2 separate regions of the Homo sapiens genome follow, and region 1 is linked to region 2. Evidence: read pairs that join two places in POLR2A ChIA-PET (ENCODE). Cell type or tissue: GM12878. All regions are shown on one strand. Each heading gives the region's core, and the rest is flanking DNA. Links, peaks and the distances in the headings are about the cores only.

Evidence for each region. ChIA-PET counts read pairs that join two places held together with the same protein. Peaks named below come from ENCODE experiments on the same cell type or tissue, not always from the same donor. Only the 100,000 strongest peaks of a DNase experiment are listed, where the experiment ranks them.
Region 1: POLR2A ChIA-PET joins it to region 2 with 5 read pairs; 2 of 35 experiments call an interaction of 5 or more read pairs at or near these places.

Annotation. Positions count from the first base shown.
Region 1 is chr6:100,321,219-100,329,231 of GRCh38, forward strand. No RefSeq gene overlaps it. Among named protein-coding and RNA genes, the nearest start is that of SIM1-AS1, 68 kb to the right of the region's middle. In GM12878, for the core only: no CTCF peak of the experiment used is centred there; no DNase peak of the experiment used is centred there.
Region 2 is chr6:100,469,603-100,477,615 of GRCh38, forward strand. No RefSeq gene overlaps it. Among named protein-coding and RNA genes, the nearest start is that of SIM1, 8.7 kb to the left of the region's middle. In GM12878, for the core only: no CTCF peak of the experiment used is centred there; a DNase peak (open chromatin) is centred at 3,329.

The sequences.
Region 1 (8,013 bases), core at 1,806-5,805, 150 kb before region 2:
TTTCTTTTGCTGTGCAAAAGCTCTTTAATTAGGTCCTACTTGTCAATTTTTGTGTTTGTTGCAATTGTTTTTCAGAACTTAGTCAATAATTATTTCCCAAGGCCAATGTCCAGGAAGATACTTCCTAGGTTTTCTTCTAGGATTCTTATAGGCTGGGTCCTTACATTAAAATCTTTAATCCATCTTGAGTTAATTTTATGCATGATGAAAAGTAGGGGTATAGTTTCATTCTTCTGCATATGGCTAGCCAGCTATTCCAGCACCATTTATGGAATAAAGAATTCTTTCCCCATTGTGCATTTTTGTCAGCTTTGTCAAAGATGAGATGGCTGTAGGTGTGCAGCTTTATTTCTTGATTCACTATTCTGTTCCATTGGTCTATGTCTGTTTTTGGACCAGTACCATGCTGTTTTGGTTACTGTGGGCTTCTTGTATAGTTTGAAGTCAGGTAATGTGATGCGTCTGGCTTTGTTCTTTGTGCTTAGGATTGCTTTGGCTATTCAGGCTCCTTTTTGGTTTCCTGTGAATTTTAGAATAGCTTTCTCTAGTTCTGTGGAAAATTATGTTGGTAGTTTGATACGAACAGTGTTAAATCTCTAGATTGCTTTGGGCCATATGGTCATTTAATGATATTGATTCTTCCAACCCATGAGCATGGAATGTTTTTCTATCTGTTTATCTGTTTGTTCATTTACGATGTCTTTTAGCAGTGTTTTGTAGTTCTCCTTGTAGAGATCTTTCACCTTCTTTGTTAGATGTATTCCTAGGTAGTGTGTGTGTATGTGTGTGTGTGTGTGTGTGTCTATTGTAAATGGGATTGTGTTCTTGATTTGGCTCTCAGCTTGAACATTATTGGTGCATAGAAATGCTACTGATTTGTGTACATTGATTGTGTATACTGAAACTTTACTGAAGACATTTATCAGTTCTAGTAGCTTTTTGGCAGAGTTTGAGGTGTAGAATCATAGCATCCATGAAGATAGATAGTTTGATTTCTTGCTTTCCTATTTGGATGCCTTTTATTTCTTGCTCTGGCCTCATCACTCTGGTTAGCACTTCCAGTACTATGATGGACAGGAGTAATGAAAGTAGGCACCCCTGTCTTGATTCAGTTCTCCATAGGAATGCTTCCAGTTTTTGCCCATCCAGTATGATGTTGGTATGAGTTTGTCAAAAATTGCTCTTATTATTTGGAGGCATGTTCCTTCAGCGCCTCATTTCTTGAGGGTTTTGGTCATAAAGGGATGTTGGATTTTATCAAAAGCTTTTTCCATGACTATTGAGATGATCATATAGTGTTTTTTTTTAATTCTGTTTATGTGGTGAGTCATATTTATCAATTTGCATATGTTGAACCAAACTTGCATCCCAGGAATGAAGCCTACTTGATTGTTGCGAATTAATTTTTTTTTTTTGCAACAGGGTCTCACTCTGTTTCCTAGGCTGGCGTGCAGTGGTGTGATCACGGCTCACTGTGGCCTCAGCCTCACTGAGTTCAGGTGATCCTCCCACCTCAACTTCCAGAGTAGCCGGGACTACAGGAGCATGCTACCACACCAAGCTAATTTTGTATATTTTTTATGGAGATGGGGTTTCACCATGTTGCCCAGGCGGGTCTTGAACTTCTGGGCTTAAGTGATCTGCCCACCTCAGCTTCCCAAAGTGTTAGGATTAAAAGTGTCGAATTAAATTTTTGATGTACTATTGGGTTCAGTTTGCTAGCATTTTGTTGAGGATTTTTTATCTATGTCCATTAAGGATATTGGTCTGTAGTTTCCTTTTTTCACTGTGCCTTTGCCAGGTTTTGGTATCAGGGTGATGCTGGCCTGATAGAATGAGTTAAGGAGGAGTCCCTCCTCCTTGTTTTCTTGGAATAGTTCCAGTAGAATTGGTTCCAGCTCATGTTTGTACATATGGTGGAATTTGGCTGTGAATCCATCTGGTCCAGGGCTTTTTTTGTTGGTAGCCTTTTTTATTGTTATTGTTAATACTGATTCAATTTTGGAACTCAATATTGACTTGTTGAGGGTTTCAATTTCTTCCTGATTCCATCTCAGAATATTGTTTGTTTCCTGGAATTTATCCATTTCCTCTAGATTTTCTAGTTTGTGTGCATAGATGTGTTTATAATAGTCTCTGAGGATACTTTATATTTCTGTGGGATTGATTGCAATGTTACCTTTGTCATTTCTGATTGTGCTTATTTGGAGCTTCTTTTTTGTTTGTTTGTTTGTTTGTTTATCTAGCTAGAAGTCTACTGATCTTGTTTTTCCTTTCGAAAAACAACTTTTGGTTTCATTGATTCTTTGTATGGATTTTGGGGTCTCAATTTGGTTCAGTTCTGCTCTGATTTTAGTTATTAGTTTCCTTTGCTAGCTTTGGGGCTAGTTTATTCTTGTTTTTCTAGTTCCTCTATGTGTGATGTTAGATTGTTAATTTCAGATCTTTCTAACTTTTTTAGATAAATGTTTAATGCAATAACCTTTCCTCACAACACTGCTTTTGCTGCAGTCCAGAGATTTTGGTATGTTGTGTTTCTGTTTTGATTTATTTCCAACAATTTTTGGACTTCTGCTTTAATTTCATAGTTTACCCAAATTCAGGAGCAAGTTGTTTCATTTTCATACATTATGTGGTTTTGAGAGATCATCTTGGTATTGATTTCTATTTTTATTCCACTATGATCTGAGAATATTGTTGGTATGACTTCAAGTTTTTAAAATTTATTGAGACTTCTTTTATGGCCAAGCCTGTGGTCCATTTTGTAGTTTGTTCTGCGTGCACATGAAAAGAATGTGCATTCTCTGGTTGATTTGTGGAGTATTCTGTAGATATCAATTAGGTCCAGTTGGTCAAGTGTCAAGTTGAAGTCCAGAATTTCTGTGTTAGTTTTCTGCTACAATGCTTTCTATCTATGCTGACAGTGAGGTGTTCAAGTTCCTCGCTGTTATTGTGTGTCTGTTTAGGTGTTTTCATAGGTCTAGAAGTACTTGTTTTGTGAACCTGGGTGCTCCAATATTGGGTGTGTATGTATTTAGAATAGTTACGTTTTTGTTGAATTGAATTCTTTTTCATTGTTTAATGCCCTTCTTTAATATTTTTTTTTTACTGTGTTGGTTTAAAGTCTGTTTTATCTGACATAAGAATAGTGATCCCTGCTCCTTTTTGTTTTCCATTTGCATAGTAGATCTTTATCCAACTTTTTACTTTGAGGCTTTACTTGTAAGGTGGGTCTCTAAAAGAGAGCAGTTGAATGGGTCTTGCTTTTTCATCTAACTTGTCACTCTGTGTCTTTTAAGTAAGGCATTTAGACCATTTACATCAAGGTTAATAGTGATCTGTTAACCACAATAGGATAGGTTTTGAAGTTGTTACCTGATAGCTTTGTAGTTTCTATTGTGTGGTTGCTTTATAGGGTGTGTGGGCTATGTACTTAAGTGTGTTTTTGTGGTAGCAGACATTGTTCTTTTGTTTCCATGTTTAGGACTCCCTTCAGTATTTCTTGTAAGACTAGACTACTGGTAACAAATTATGGTAGTGCTTGATTGCCTGGAAGAGTTTATTTCTCCTTTGCTTATGAAGCTTAGTTTGGTGGGATATGTCATTTTTAGTTGGAATTTCTTTCCTTAAAAAATGCTGGAAATAGGCCCCCAGTCTCTCCAGGCTTGTAAGGTTGCTGCTGAGAAGTCCACTGTTAACCTGACAGGGTTCCCTTTGTATGTGATCTGACCTTTTTCTCTAGTTGCCTTTAAGATTTTTTCGTTAGCATTGACCTTGGACAGTCTGGTGATTATATGCCTTGGTGATATTCATTTTGTATAGTATCTAACAGGTATTCTCTGCGTTTCTCGTATCTGGATGTCTACTTCTCTAACAAGATTAGGGAAGTTTTCTTGAATTATTCTCTCAAATATGTTTTCCAGGTTGTTTGCTTTTTCTCCTTCTCTCTTAAGAATGCCAATAATTTGTAGGTTTGGTTGCTTTACATAATCCCATATTTCATAAAGACTGCTCATTTTTTAAAATTCTTTTTTCTTTGTTTTTGTCCTACTGGGTTTGTTTGAAAGATTGGTCTTCAAGCTCTGAAATTCTTTCTTTCTGCTTGGTCCAATCTATTGATAAAGCTTCCAACTGTATTTTGGAATTCCTTAAGTGAGCTTTTCAATTCCAGAAGCTCTAATTAATTTCCTTTTAAAGATGTTTATTTGTTTCTTCATTTCTTAGATTACTTTAGAAGTTTCTTTGTGTTTATTTTCAACCTTATCTTGGATCTTGTTGAGCTTCCTCACAATTCATGTTTTGAATTCTTTGTCTGTCATTGCTGAGTTTCAATTTTGGTTCGTGACCACTGGAGAACTAGTATGATCTTTTGGTGGTGTCACTACATTCAGATTTTTCATGGTGCCAGAATTTTTACTCTGGTTCCTCCTCATTTGGAGATGCTGGCACTTCTAACTTTTGTAATTATTTTCTTGCAGGTAGGATTTTTTTCTTTTTCTCTCAATCAATACCTATAAGCTAGGATTAAAGTTCAGTAAGAACAATTAATAACCAATCATGTGTCCATCTTTGTAGCTAAACTTCAGAGTTTCTTTCTTAAAAGACAGATACTCAGAGACAAAGGGAATTCAGAGGGTTTAAACAAAATACTTTTTCACCAAACTACAGAGTTTATTCTAACCACTCAACCAAGTGAGAAATGAATCGGTTCATTTGGCAAATGGGTTAAAAAAGCATTCCAGGTTCTCCAACTGAGGGCATGTAACTGTTTCTGTTTTTCCACTTTCAGGCAAGAAGAAATGATAGATAAATTGGTCTATAGTCAAGTAAATTGCCACTGTAGAGACAAGAGATACAACTTGTAACACAGCTGGCCTGGACTGACAGAAGATTCAGTAACAATATAAAATAGCAGGAATGATGGAGCTGTAACTTTGTGTGATTCCTCAACATCTACCTGGAATAATCAACCATCTTCAGGATTGCAAGCCCCACCACTCCTGTGTTGCTTTATAATCAAAATGACACACTTGGGCAGTTTCTCCAACTGCCTGATAAATTCAGTTTTCAAATACTAAGGTACTATATGGCATGGTGACTTTACCATTACTCCAGGGTGGGAAGTGACTTTCCACTGTTTGCGGATTACCAAAGGGAATAAAGCATATTTGACAGTCCCATCTTCATAAAGTCATTTACTTCTCATCTTCTCAAACTTCTCTCTCTACTAGTAGCATCAACAGCTTTTGGGTAGGATGTGTCATGGAGATCCCAACTGAGCAACTGATCTCCACTGATCCCAAAACATCAAATTATAGAGTAAAATGTGACATGAATAGTTATTTGCAGTCCCTTCCTCTTTGCTATCTGTTGCAACTCAGCCCTGACCACTTATCAGACTGAGCGTATGCAATAACCATTGCATCTAAACACCTTTGTCTTAATTCCAAGCACTGCTTATTGCAAAGCCTTCTCTCTGCCAAAATAAAGACTGCTCCCAACTTCTTTCGGCAAAGATCACATGCTGCTGTACTGCATTTTCAGGGTCTGCATCCCATCTGCTATCTGGCAGAAAAAGATCCTTCAAAATGTGTGACATAATCTAGGGGAACGTCCAACTGTTATCCTGGATAAATTTAATGGCAATTGTAAGTGATGTGTTTAACACCCAGTCTTCCCAGTTCTATTAATGTTCTAGTCTATTCACCTTCATCTCCACTTTATTTCTGCTATAGAGATTTGTATGTTATAATTACTGTAACTGATGTACAGTCAAAAATCTTAAACGATATTCCACACTCTCATCACATTATCCTAGCCTGCCTTAGAACTTCCTGTTCTCTCATATACTTGCTTTTGACCACACTGCAATCTTCAACTCCTTGAACCTCCATTTCTTTTCAATTTACCTTTCTACTCCAGTCCTTATTTCCTTTCTTACCATTTCAACTTTGTTGACCCATGTCCTCTGTCACACTTCCAATAAAACATCAACCATAGGTGGCACCAAATACCTACTTTCTCTCTTCCAAACTCTGGGCTGATGATTGAAAAATCACACACACACACACACACACACACACACACACACACACACACACGACATGGGTGCATTGTAAATTCATAATATCTTAACAAGTGATTCTGCAAGATTAAGTAATATTGAAGATACCCCCACCTAGAAATTCTACCAATACCATTGAAGAACTTCATGGAGAAGAAGACTTGTACAAGGGAATTCAGTAAAGGTGTGTTTTTGTAATAGAAGAAAGGAAGACATAAATCAATTGCCAGTTAGGGACATGGATTAATATTCTCTGTTATATTCAAACAATGACTTAGCCAGCCCTCTGATCCCAGCACCCTCCACCACTCTAACTTCTTCCCTCCCAGAGAAAATAAATCAAGAACTTTCTCAACTGCTTACCCCATTCACACACCTATAAACTTACGTGCACCTTCACCTCTCCTCATTTGCATCTTTCCTAACTTAGTAGAAGGGTTTCTTCCTTCAGTTCTCTGTATTCCATCCCTGCCCCCAACAAATTCTTAGTGATCTCCTTTCATTGGATATCCCTTGTCTCAATTTTGTCTTCATTAGCTCCATTTAAGTCCTTCATTCAACACAAAAATACTGAACGCCAAGCATGTCCCTGCCCTCTGTTAACTGCTAAAGATGCTACTAAGCACAATACAGATGTGGCCACTGCTGTCATAGAACTTAGGCAATACCTATTGCTCCCTGGTAGTACTTCCCTTTCAACCTATATGAATGCTAAGGCCTTTCCCTTTCTCTCTTTCTTATAATTAAACTTCTCAAAATATGTCTGTATTCACTGTTTTCACTTGCTCTCCTCTTTAACCTACTGCCCTCTGACTTCTAAAATCTCTCTAGCCAATATTATGTATAAATTTCCCATTTAATGCAATGAACACTTTTTATTTCTTCTCTTGACTTCTCTTGAATGATTGACACTCCAAACTTTCTTGAAATTTTTTTCTTACTATCAGTGGCATTATAATTTTCTGGATTTCTTCTAACAACTATAGCCACTCCTCTTGCCCTACTCAGCCCAAAACGTGGTATTTATCAAGATTACCATCTCAGGTGTTTTAGCACACTCCACAGTTTCCTTAAAAGACTCATTCATTCCCATCCCATAAACTCTAGAAACCTCTATATTACAATGACTCTTAATCCCTGGCTTCGGTATAAATCTCACCCCTGAATTCCTTTCTTATACCTCATAGTGCGAACTGAACATCCTCATCTGGGCAGGTGCCTCAAACCAACACTTGCAGGATAGGATAATAACTCTCCCACTAATAAGAATTATAACAACTGATAAAATACCAAGAAAAAGGTTACTATAAAATATCTAAGACCAAACCAAGGCAGCCAATATTTGAGCCAAGGGAAGCATATTGATGTGAGGCCTATGTTCACAGCAGTTTTCACCCTCAGGGCATTTGTCAATCACAGGGCAAGATGAAAAGGCCAAAGAGAAACAGCAGTATACAGTTGAAATTCAATGGTACAAAGACAGTCAGGACTTGAAAGATCAAAACTCCAGAGAAAGGGAACCATAGAGAAGCATGACCAGTAGTCTGTTTAAAATGTAAAACATGCAAGCTGAATCTCTGATAGATCAAGCAGAAAGCATCAATAAAAGGCTAAAAAGCTGAGCACAGTGTTGTTACACTCTTACTGTGTTAGGGACACAAAAACTGGAGTTTAGGGCTCACCAAAGAAGTGTCCAGTCTTTTTTGAGATCTCTTGAAGGTCTATCCTATAGAACTAAGGGCAAACTGGAAACAGTTCAGCTCAACCAGATCAAAGTTATTTTCTCTTATTCGACCATTCTACCAAAAGAAATTTAAATCTTCTGTGAAAGAAAATAACATTATCCAAAGCCTCTATATCTTGTCACTTACAGGGTACACCATTCTATAAAAAATTCCAATGAGGAAATAAAACAGGGCCTCATGACTGAAACCAAGAGAAAAAGCAAG
Region 2 (8,013 bases), core at 1,549-5,548:
GGAAATTACCACTGTGCTCGTCTGGGCCGGAGACCCGGTGCTTCGGAAGCCTGGGGCACATGCCTGGGTCCCACCCTAGACTCACCGCCTCTGGGCCCGAGACATGGGAATCTGCCCTTGAATATCTGGGCGCCTTTGCTGTTAGCGCGGTTTTGGAACTTGAGCGTGCATGGGAATTGATTGGAAGGCTGCTTAAAACACAGATTGCTGGGCCTCACTTCCAGAGTTTATGATTCAGTAGATCTGGGGTGGAACCCAATAGTTTATTTGCATTTCTAACAGGTTCCCAGGTGATGTTGCTGGTGAGGGAACCGCACTTTAAGAACCATTGCCTTAGTCTGCTTTTTCTCAGCCTGCTTCTGAAGTAGAAGACTGTGAGGAGGGAAAATATTCGAAGCGATGTCCCTAGTATTGTGGGATCTTGAACATACAGCATAAAATGATAGGGCGGTCTAGTTGAGGCCCAGGAGTGAGGCTGTCCTCTGTGATAAGGATGGGGTCTCTGAAGATGGCTTATTCCTGCCTCCTTAGGAAAGTGGTTAGTGTCAAAAAAGGGAGAGGAAGCCGGGGCAAACTTCCGTGGGGAGTTTGGCTTCAGAAGAGCAGGGAAATACACAGGGTGCTCTCACAATGTTTCAGTGTTCCAGGGTTCTCAGCTATGTTGCTGGAAATAAGTCCAGAGACTTTGGTTCAGTCAACCAGGGGTGGGACACACTGGAAATATAGCAGACAAGCATTGGTTCTCCTTTTGGCCTCAAACCTGTTCCCTCATTTTTCAAGACCACTTAGGCATAAAGGGTTCAAGGTGTGTGTGTGTGTGATGTTGGTGCAGGGGGAGTGGTCGCTAGAGGAGGGGGCCCTGCCTGGATGCATTGGGCCAGGGTGGTCTAGGCCTCCCCTCAAGTGGCAAGGGCTTCCTCTTGTGCAGGGTCAACGTTATGACACAGCTTTGTTGATCCTTAAGCACTTTTGTAATGTTTTTATGGCTCCATCCTGCATAAGAAAATATTTTAAAATTATATTTTGCAACTGCATTGGTAAACAGATGAGTGTAATTCAGATTGGTTTCATTATCATATATTCATTATTCTTACATTTTTTTTTCTTCTGATGGTAAAAGAAATAAACAGTGAAACATTTTTCTCAGGCCGTAAAACTACATGGGCCCTAGGCACTGTGACTATTGTGTGAAATGGATAAGTCAGTGCTGCTCCTAGGTACACCTGGGATGATATGGATGCTGGGCATGCCTTTTCCCAGCAGTGGTTCCTAAGCCCCTTTCAGATGAGAGAGGTTTGGGATGACAATCTCTATCCATGAGTCACAGCTCCATTTCTGGAATGAAGCTGTTCATCTCCTCAGGGCTCCCACTGCAGAGTCCCTCCACCCTAAAACCGAGTGGAAAATCCAGACCGATTAGACTACCAGCACCATTTCTTATCTTAACACCTGGCCTGCTTCACTTATTTTCCTTACCTAGAAATCCAGATTATTAAGTGAAATCCAATTTTAAAACACTATGCAAACCAAGCAAGTGGATCTTGGGCTACCAATTTATGTCTCCAGCTATACAACTACGTAGCTTCTTATTACTCTTCTGGAGTTTCAAGCAAACATTAAGATTTATATTACACACACCGTTCTGCACCTTGATTTTTTTTCACTTTTCATGACAGTATACAGAAAGCTTCTTCATCCTTTCTTTCCTAAACATCTGTATAGCATTCCAGAAAATACCAGTATAAATTATTTAACCTTTCACCCACTGAGGACATTTAGGTTTGTTTCCCATTATTGCTTCACAAACAATGCTGCAGTGGATAACTGTACACATGTCATTTACCTGTGTACAAGTACACCCACGGGACAAATTCCCAACAATGGAGTTGCTATATTGAAGGATACATGGATTTGCACTCCTGATAAACATTGCTAAATTGCCCTCCATGACAGTTTTGCCAATTGACACTCTCATCAGCAATGTGTGAGGGTGACTGTTTCCCTACAATCTTCGAATGAAGCACATTATTAACTTTTTTCCCAGTCTACTAGATGAAAATTGATTTTTAATTTTTTTCTGTTATTAGGGAGGTTTGGCATATTTTCATATGCCTAAGTGCTGCTTGCATTTTTCTACTGGAAACTGTCAACCCAAATGATTTGAGGGTGGGGGCCCTCTTGGCTCTGAGGTGGGTAAATCCTTGGGTAGGAGGTTGAGGTGGGGTCTGGTTTTAAATACAGTTGAACCATTCTTGAATCCCTGGGGTGAGCTCACTGGTCAACACTGGGAAGTCGAGACAATGACAAACACAGGTTCAAGGTTCTGGAGTAATCTACTAACAATTTTACTCACATGAAACATTTAATATTCTTTCATAGAAAACACAGAATAAGATAAATATGCAAATATAATTCTAATGTATCTTCATTCAACAGATCTCCTGTCTAATTATAATCAATTATATTGTACATATGTTAAAACAGTGGTTAATTTCTGGATTCTGTGTTTTGAAATTCAGTTGTCCCAAGTTGATATTTGATCAATCTGTTTCTGTATTTTACCTATAAACACATGGGAGACTTTACCACAGAAACAACTCAAGCATTAACATATGCCAGCCAATCACTTCTCGTGATTTGAACAAATAACTTGGAGGAAACAAGGGGATAGACTCATCAGCAGTTTCACAGGAGGAAAAGCCATAATGGTCTGGTTAAGAGGAGGAAAAGCCATAATCATCTGGTTAAGAATCTAAATAAAAATGATACGTAGGAGAAAGCAGGGGAACACAAGTGCACTGCAAATGTGCAGCCCATCTCAGTTTAGATCTGCTTTGATATTTATTTTCACTCCTGGAGATCTGATAACTAGCTTGTGAAGATAAATCTTGTACCACAAGCCATTGTGTATTCTCCTTGAATAATCAAAAGTCACAGAAAGGAAATCTTGATGGCAATGTGATTGTTTTACTCCAAGCCAAACAATATAAATGGGTATTACAATTTTACATTAACTTTCCTTAAAACTTTTAATTTTCTATTCATTGTAGGGCCTCAGTGCTTCAGAATTATAACATAGTTTTATATGAGATGGCACTCTCACTTTCTTTCTCCCCCAACCCCATAAGAAAGACATGATAATGAGAAACTATTCCAGCAGGAGGAGCCGGTTTAGATACAAATGGATTCCATGGCAACTCCTGACTCCACATGACTTCTAATAACTGGCATTTCAGTTGAAAATTGTCTGTCTGTTATTCTGCTCAATGCTGGTGCTTTATATGGGGTTTTCCCTAGTTTACATCTCAGAAATGGAACGTTAATCTCCAGTTTCATGAATAAGCACCGGCAGCAGCAGCAGCAGCAATGTGTCATCACCTGTAACCACAATGTGGCCAGTGATTTGTCAAGTGTTTCTGGCTCCAATTTTCAGACTAGCTGACAGAGGTGAACACTGAATAGGAAATATTCAGAGCTGGTATCACATAATGTAGAAAATCTGGAAGGTGTGTTCCACTGCAAATTGACAGAAAGAGTCAAATGTTTTTATTCAACTCAAGACAATGCATGCATCAGGCCCCTGACAGCAGGTTGTGAATGTTGGGCTTTGTTGAGTCAGAGACCACTGCACTGGAAGAGGAAAACTAAACAAGGATAAAAATATCTGGTGTACCCCCGTCTTACTTAAAACTCTCTGTTTTGTCCCAAAGCTGAGTGATCTGCTGATCTCCCAATGAGTACTGGCACCACTGTCATGATGATAAATAAGATGATAAGTGTCATGATGATAAACAAGAAATGTGTATAGGACAGGTTTGTAAAACCTCATGTCTAAGTATTTTATAGATTTTTAGTCTAACACAGAAAAAAATTGGGTCACAAATGAGTCAAGTGCTCACTCTTGGAATCACTATAAGTCAAGGATGGATTTGGGTACAAAAGTGATGATGAGCTGAGTTTACTTTTGAGAGCTCCTTCCATAGCTTCTGGATCTTATTGAGGAGGTTGTGTCTCATCCATGCAGGTAAGGACTGAAATTCAGCCCTGGCTCAGTCCTGTGTCCCATCCAGAGGGGGGTCTTTTTCTAATTTGCACAAAGGCACTGTATAGTCTAGCAACAGCCCTCGCAATACTATCCTCCTTGCTGATTCAGGGCTCATGTGACACACTTCAAAGAATGTTTGTTATGATGTATTGGAAATAATCTTGCAGTAGTTTCAGTGCTTAATGGGTGACCAACAAATAACATTTCATTCCCAGGGAGTATAAGAATAGAGGTGACAGAGCAAATTTGTTTAGTGAGGGCATATCCCAGAGAAAGAAGAGAAGGAAAAGAAATGCTTCTGTGAGGAAGAAAAAGAGATGGACACATGGAGGTGGGAAGCACCAAGGAGAAAGTTTTACAAAAAGATTGACGTCAACCTGTTTAAAATGGTTCCAAAATCTATTGACCAAATTCAGGGGGAAATGCTTTAAAAAGAGCCAAGTATGCTTATTTTGAAAATTGCATTAGAGAATTAGCTTGTGCATTTTTAAAAAGCAACTTAAATATTACTATAGCTTTGACTAATTGGAAATTTGAGAAGTATAAACCCAGTAAGAACTCTTGCTGTTTAGCAATGTTATCAGCTATCAGTTCTTCAGTGGTCAGCAATGCTGTAGTTTATGTAGGACCTTCACATCTTTTTCGAATGAGCTGAAACCTGGCCAGTGAGACAGTGTATTTGAAGTGCCTGTGCAGTGACCAGAATGTGGTGGGTGCTCATTGGAGGAGAGTGCTCACCTCACTTCCCACTTGCTCTATGATTTCAGCATGGAAGGAGTTAATTGGAACTTCTGTGAGTTTGTAACTCTCTACATTCCCATGAGGATGGGGACAGATGATATTCCCCCAAGTTTCCAAAGGGAAGGCTGAAGAACAGAGAGCTGAGTAGCTTACCCAGAACCACGTAAGAATAATGTTCACTCAAGTAAGTATTTGCGGGCTTTCCCTCGAAAAGTGAAAAAGACCAAATAAAAAGAAGTTAAAGTTAGATGTATTGGAAATAAGGACAGTAACCCCAGGGGAAAACATCCCAATTGAAAGCTGGCCTGGATTTCTTCTTGAAACTTTTTTCTTCACATTTATTTATTTTTTTTTTTTTTTGAGAGGGAATCTCGCTCTGTCGCCCAGGCTGGAGTGCAGTGGTGCAATCTCGGCTTACTGCAAGCTCCGACTCCCGGGTTCACGCCATTCTCCTGCCTCAGCCTCCCGAGTAGCTGGGACTACAGGCGCCCACCACCACGCCTGGCTAATTTTTTGTATTTTTAGTAGAGACAGGGTTTTACCGTGTTAGCCAGGATGGTCTCGATCTCCTGACCTCATGATCCACCTGCCTCGGCCTCCCAAAGTGCTGGGATTACAGGTGTGAGCCATCGCGCCCTGTCCTTTATTTTTTCAATTTGGAAATAATTATGGATTTACAGGAAGTTGCAAAGAAATGTACAGGGAATTCTGGTGCACGCTTTACCTTGCCTGACCCAGTAACATCTTGCGTAACTACAGTATGTATAAATACCAAGAAAGTGACATTGGTACAATTAACAGAGCTCATTCAGGTTTCTCCAGTTACACTTGTACTCGTGAGTGTGCGTGTGTGTGTGCCTGCGTGTGTGTATCCGTGTGTGTGTGCTCATAGACCTATGCAGTCTGATCACATGTGTAGCTTAGCTTAGTGTACCATCACTACAATTAAGATACAGAATTGCACCATCACCACAAGACTCCCTTATATTACCCCTTTATAGCTACAGCTTTCTCTTTCCCTCCATCCCCATCTCTAAACCCTGGACACCACTACTCTCTTTTCCATTGATAATTTTGTTTCAGGAATGTTATGTAAATGGAATCATATATAATGTAACTTTTCGAGATTGGTGTTTTCACTCAGCACAACCTCTTGAGATCAGTTCATATTGTTTCACGTATCAGTAGTTCATTCCTTTTTATTTCTGAGTAGTATTCAACGGTATGTATGTTCTACAGTTTTTTTTTAACCGTTCACCCTGTTGAAGAGCATTTGGGTGGTTTCCAGTTTTTGTATATTATACATAAAGCTGCTATGAGCATTGCTGTACAAGTTTCTGTATGAACATAAGTCTGCATTTCTCTGGCACAGATGCCTGAAAGTACAACTGCTGGGTGGTATGGGAAGTCCATTTTTGGTTTTAAAAGAAAAAGTAAAAGTATATTTGTGACTGTACCACTTTACATGCTTACCACCATGTATGAGTGATCCGTTTTCTCCACATCCTCACTAGCATTTTATTTATTTATTTTTTTGAAATCGTGTCTCTCTCTGTCACCCAGGCATGCTGCAGCCTCGACTTTCCAATCTCAAGTGATCCTCCCACCTCAGCTTCCCAAGTAGCTGGGACTACAGGCATACACCACCACGCTTGACAAATTTTTGTATTTTTTGTAGAGAAGGGGGTGTCACAGGGTTACCCAGGCTGGACTCAAACTCCTGGGCTCAAGCAATCCAGCCGCCTTGGCCTCCCTAAGGGCTAGGATTACAGGTGTGAGTCACCGTGCCTGGCCAGCATTTGACGTGATTTTTTTTATGTTAGCCATTCAGATAGGTCTGATATCATTGTGGTGTTTGTTAGTTTACATCTTCCTAATGGCAAATAGTGTTAGATATCTTCTCATGTACTTATCTGCCATCTCTGTATCCCCTTTGGTAAAATGTCTGTTCTTGTTTTTGTTCATTTTCTAATTGAATTGCCTGTGTGTGGTTTTTTACAGTTGAGTTCTGAGATTATATATATTCTTTGTTTGATTTGTGATTTGCAAATATTTTCTCCCAGTCTGTAGTTTGTCTTTTCATCCCCTTTACAGAGTCTTTCACAAGCAAAAGTTTAAAATTTTGATGATGTCCAATTTTTCTATTTTTTTTTCCTTTTCGAAACTTATCTTTAAAAAGCAATAGGACAACATCATCCACAAGGGAATGACTCAGTGTCAAAACTACAGCTTTTTGAAGCTATTTCACCATTGCAATGGAGAGAGGAATGGCGACTCCAATTCAACAGATATTTATGAAAGATTTTTTCCAGTGAACAAAACAGCAAAGATCCCCACCCATGTGGCATGGAAATTCAAATGGGAGAGGTAGGCAACGAACATAATAAAGTTAATTACATAGCAGGTAAAAGGGTTGTAAATGCTCTGGGAAAAGAAAAAGAAGAGCAAGGAGTATAGGACGCCGATGGGGGATGTTTGCAGTATTGAATAAGGGTATTGGAAGGGCTTTACTGAGAAAGAGAAATTTGAGCCAACTTGAAGGAGGTGAAGGAGTTAGTCAAGTGGATATCAGGAAGGAGAGGACTGCTAAGACCATAATGTGGGGTGTGCCTGGAGGATTCATGGAGTAGCAAGAAGGTCAGTGTCCATGGCAGAGTACAGATGGGGAGGAGGAGAATGTAGGAGAAGAGAATGTAGGTGCAGATCACATAGGCCCTTGGAGGTCATCATAAGGATTTCACGAAGTGAAGTGAGGATACGCTGCAGAATTTTGAGCTGAGGGATGAAATGATCTGACTTGTTTTAACAGGGTCACTCTGGCTGCTGTGTTGACAGTAGTTTGAAGGAGGGCAGAACAGAAGCAAGGAGATGCGTAGGAGACTACTACAGGGATCCAGTGCAGGGGTAATGGTGGCTTCAACCAAGTGATAGCAGAGTAGGTGGTGAGAAGTGGCTAGATTCTGGATGTATTTGAAAGTAAATCTAACAGAGTTTTCGGTGAAATGAGTGTGTGGTGAGAGAAAGCAGGAGAAGGAAGACTTCAAGATTAAAGTTAAAACATAGGCCCAGGCGCAGTGGTTTACACCTGTAATCCCAGGACTTTGAGAAGCTGAGGTAGGAGGATCACTTGAGCCCAGGGGTTTGAGACCAACCTAGGCAACATAGCAAGACGTTATCTCTACAAAAAATAATTTTGTAAAAATTAGCCGGGCATAGTGGTGTGTGCC